Regions from separate parts of the Homo sapiens genome. Here region 1 is linked to region 2. A link is a loop called in an ENCODE intact Hi-C map of the cell type or tissue named here. Cell type or tissue: PC-3. All regions are shown on one strand.

What was found. Hi-C counts contacts between places; a loop is a spot of excess contacts. Peaks named below come from ENCODE experiments on the same cell type or tissue, not always from the same donor. Only the 100,000 strongest peaks of a DNase experiment are listed, where the experiment ranks them.
Region 1: it touches region 2 in a loop (2.6-fold over the local background); 4 of 110 quality-filtered maps call a loop at or near these places.

Annotation. Positions count from the first base shown.
Region 1 is chr1:198,575,008-198,577,507 of GRCh38, reverse strand. No RefSeq gene overlaps it. Among named protein-coding and RNA genes, the nearest start is that of ATP6V1G3, 36 kb to the right of the region's middle. In PC-3, no CTCF peak of the experiment used is centred here; a DNase peak (open chromatin) is centred at 1,217; H3K27ac peaks cover 1,612 bases.
Region 2 is chr1:198,528,697-198,531,196 of GRCh38, reverse strand. It overlaps ATP6V1G3 (ATPase H+ transporting V1 subunit G3), which reads left to right. Exons shown (of 3, transcript NM_001376861.1): 2 at 2,016-2,116. Among named protein-coding and RNA genes, the nearest start is that of ATP6V1G3, 11 kb to the left of the region's middle. In PC-3, no CTCF peak of the experiment used is centred here; a DNase peak (open chromatin) is centred at 1,556; H3K27ac peaks cover 954 bases.

The sequences.
Region 1 (2,500 bases), 46 kb before region 2:
AGCAAGTCCACTCCTAGTTATTTACCCAATAAAAATAAAAGAATATGTCCAAACAAAGACACAAAAAATTTGTAGCAGGATTGTTTTCAATAATCCCAAAATGGAAACAACCCAATATGTCCATCAACAGGTTACACCGCATGTTCTCACTCATAGGTGGGAATTGAACAACGAGAACACTTGGACAAAGGAAGGGGAACATCACACACCGGGGCCTGTTGTGGGGTGGGGGGAAGGGGGAGGGATAGCATTAGGAGATATACCTAATGTAAATGACGAGTTAGTGGGCACAGCACACCAACATGGCACATATATACATATGTAACAAACCTGCACGTTATGCACATGTACCCTAGAACTTAAAGTATTATATATATATATAAATATATATATAAAAACAGGTTAATGGATAAATTTTAGTATATCCATATAATGAAATACTACTCAGCAGTAAATAAGAACAAAGTGTTGTTACATACAGCTACATGAATAAATCTCAGAATAATTAAGCTGAGTGAATGAAGATAGATAAAAAGGCTAAACGATATGATTCCATTAATTATAAAACTCCAGAAGATGCAAATTTCCCTGTAACAGAAAGCAGATCAGTAATTGCCTCTGGGCAAATGAAATGAGGGCAAGTAAGAAGGAATGAGAAGGGTATTCAGGAAACGTTTGCAGAAAATTGATGTGTTTACTATCTTGAAAGTGTAAAGGTTTTATAGAGATACATATATGTATATATGCCAAAACTTATGAAATTGAACACTTTAAATATATGCAGTTTATATTACATCAATTTGCCTCAATAAAATCGATTCTAGAAAGAGAGTTATATGGAATTCAGGCTGTAGCTAGACAGAAAGATTTTGTAGCTACCATCCTAGTGGTGATAGCTTAGGAGTTCCTGCAAATAAATTCAAGGTGCCACAATTCTTCTAATATATGCAGAATTTGAGTGCCCTAGGTTATTTATAGTCAACTGCTGGGGATTGAATCCCAGCTATATTAAGTTGGAAAGTGTGGCTCTTTGGCAAGTTTTCTTATCCAGCTTCATGGAGTTGTTGTGAGGATTTAATAGATCAAATAGTAAGTGCTCAATAAATGTTACGAGCACATGTTATAAAATGGTTTATTATTATGTCAATATTTGAAGGAGGAGTTTCATTGCTTTGGTCAGCTACTTAAAGTCTATGACTCAGAAAGTCAGCAACTTCTCTGATAATTGAAGCTATGGAAGAGAATGAGTGACTCAAAGACAGAGTGAAAGGTAGAGGAAATAAATGAGAACAGAACCTTGGGGGAATGTCTGAGCTTAAGAGGAAAGAGATGGAAGAGGAACTAGATAAGAAAACTGAGAAGTGATACAAAGGTGGGAGGAAAGTAGGAAATGGTGGGGTCACAGAGTATAAGAGGAAATATTTTCAAGAAAAGAAAAATTCTCAAATGCTGCAGCCATGAAAAAGAAGCTCAAACATAAGAAAAGGCCATTGGATTTGGCAATAATGAATTCATGTTGTCCTTTGAGACAGCAATTTCATCAGAGGGATGGGGAAGCAAGACACATGGTATGGGGCTATGAATTAGTGGTTAGGCAGTGTAGCAATTAACGCACACCACTTTTCAAGAAACTTAGAGATGCATAGAAGAAGAACAATAAGATTATTAGCTCCAGGCAGGGCTAAGAGGGTATTTCCAGTGTTAGGGAGTACCTGAGCATGTTTTCAGGCCTAGGTGAGGGGACAGAAAAACTTAAAAAAGACTAAGTGAACTCTTTCAAAGCCAAGTTTTGAAAGAAATAAAAGAGGATAGGAAATAAAACACAGATGGAAGTCTTAGAAAATACCAAAGACCTTATGTTTTAAGAAAGCTGGAATGAAAAATATAAAAAACAAGAAAAGGAAGAGGGAGGACAAGAGAAGGAAAGTTGAGAATCCTGGTATCCTATGGCTGCAACTACACTAAAGTAAGCACCATAGTCATAATCAGAAAGAGAACTAGACTGGCACTGATGACATCAGAAGAATGAGAACCAATTTGAATTATCAAGAGTTAGATATTATCACATAAGTGACGTGCTATATGTATGTTGGTTGAAGAATTTAAAGATATAAAGTATATTGCAACCTCACATACCTGACAACATATTATCACTGACTCAAATTTATTTCATTTATAATAAATAATTATCCTAATGCCAAGAGCTACAAGCAATCAATGACCAAATGCACAACCATGAAATAAGGAATGTGACCATTAGATACATTGGTAAAAAGATAATACCTCTTGGTTCTAGTTCCAATTCTGTCACATGGCCTCGGATTTGATGCTTTGCCTCACTAAGCCCCAGCATTCATCGTACAGGTCCATTGAGGTCTAACATGGTAAAAATCAAATATACTTATAAATGTACTTTATTTGCTTGTAGATTGAATGACTGGCATGTTATTTTATCTCTAGAGATGATATTATCCTTGGCTTAATGAGGCTTGCAAAGTTG
Region 2 (2,500 bases):
CCAGCAACGATTTCCCTGTGGCTCTCCCATTTAATTGAATGAGAACCAGCAGGTGACTGGTGCCATGACAAGGGAATCACAGACACGCTCTGAGCCTGTCACCGTGTGATGGAGCTAATATACAGCCTCTTAGTGGAGTGCTGAATTCCACTCAAGGGTAGGGCACACAGACCCTTTCCTATGATTTTTTTTTTAATGTGCTAGAGAGGCATAACTTTAAAACCACTATTTTTAGATATTATGCAATTAAGATGGAGAGTAGTGAGGCATGTGATTTATTTTGTAAAATAATTATGTATCCTACAACCCATTATTACTAAAAAAAATCAATACATTAACATTCTGTATTTTTGTTCTGATGTAAATGACAAACAGATAGAAGAAAGTGGGTTGGAGATCAAGGAATAGTTTTTCCTACCAACATATCATCGATTTATTCTGCTCACAGAGAATCTCTGTGAATAATATATATGTAGTTGTCACAAAATGGTTACAACTATAGAGAATGAAGGAATCAGTATATACAAAATGGTAATGAGCATTAATTAATATAAAGATAAGCATTGCTATTAATGTTCCATTAAGCCTCAAGCAACAGAAGAGCAGTAGTTTTCAGCAGATCTCAGATTTTAAAGAAAGTGTAGGCAGAGCTAAATATCTGTTCTGAATGAGGACTTCCCAGTTCCATTCAAGGGTGGTAGATATTAAAAGAGACACATTTCAGTTTGTAACTCAGTGACTCTATTTTTATCCCATATACATACAGAGACTAGTGAAGCAACTCATACTTAGAAGGGAAAGAAATTGAGAAACAATCTCTGTGCAAATGCTGCAAAGGTAGATACATGCATAGGTAAATGGGAGACAGATAAAAGTTTACACTAAGATTTTCTTTCATGCTACCTGAGAACACATTATTCTTTAGTTCAAAGTCTTTACAATATAACAAATGGTTGACAGAAATTGTAAACAATACTTAAGAAACATTATCAGAGGAAAAAAACTATAAAATGGGTAAAAGAATGGAGGCATTTTACTGAAATTGAAAGACAATAGATTCATAGAAAAAAAGAATTTTAATGTAGTTCAGAATTTCTTTAAAGTTTTAATGATCATGAAGCATTAGTAGCTAAGCCCCAAGGTGGTGGGTGGAGAGAGCAAAGCACCAATTAATATTTGTCTGTAACCCCCCCCAAACTTACTCTGGTTGTCAAAAAAAGTCATGTGCTCAGCTAATGATTACCACAGCATTGTATTCGTCTAAAACTTTCGTTTATGTTGTCTGCTAGCTTAAGGCTTACACCTTTGCTCTTAATAAAAGAAAAAAGGCTACTTAACTAAATCTCCTAATCATTAAAAACAATTGGTTTTATAGCCACTTTCAAGCAAGTTCCCCTCAGAGAAAGTTACAAAAAAAAAAAATTGCTTTGATGTATTGAGGCTTAATCAGACATTGTAGAGTCAACAAATGGTAAGGAAAAATCCCAATAAAACGTTTTTAAAAATTGTAAGTTAGTTTGATAGAGTCTGAGTTGCATGTTTGTAGTGATTTTGGAGATCTGCCAGTGTTAAATAGGATCCAGTTGGTGTGGACTGAAGGATTCTGGCAGCAAATCAAGACTGAAAATCTGACCAAATAATGTCTTTTTGAGTAAGTGACAGCTAAAATCTGTTCTCTGGCATTACTGCTGTGAGTAAATGGGCAGATATTTTATTTAAACATGTAAGTGCAAAAAAAAGTTGTCATTTACGTGTCCTAAAGAATCCAATAAAAAATAATAAAATTTTCAATATCTATTTTTTTAGCAAAGTTTGCCATTCTAGAAAAAATCATCAAAAATAAGGAAGAATGTATCTATTTTAAAAAAACTAAGTTTGCAGCTCCATATGCATACGTGTGTAACATATATGTACAGTTGTTAATATATATATCCTTGTTGAGATATATATAATAAATATTTATATATTGATATATATAATTATATATATATATATATATATTTGTTAATTTTCAGGAAAAGGAAAGCGATTGAAGCAAGCCAAGGAGGAAGCAATGGTAGAAATTGACCAGTACAGAATGCAGAGAGATAAAGAGTTTCGACTAAAACAATCTAAGGTGAGTAAGAAAGTCAGCACTGTTTCTTATGCAGAATAGATAAGATCTTCATATTTATAAGGTTTAATATAGGATATTGACAGAAAAAAATATGCTGCAATTGAGCAGATATAGTTCAATCAAGCTGAACATCAAGCAAAATCTTAAACATAATAATTACTGATTTTACATTTTCACTTTCAAGGCATTTTTAATTTCTCACATAAAGGGTCCATCAGTAGTTATTATGTAATATATAGTATATATTAAAAATCATATTCACAAATATACAAGCTGAAGGGATTGCTTAAAGTCTCATTCCTACCACTGATTATTGACTACATGTTTTAGTAAAATAACTTCAGAGAACATGTTTTTATATAAATATATATGGTTAGTTACATA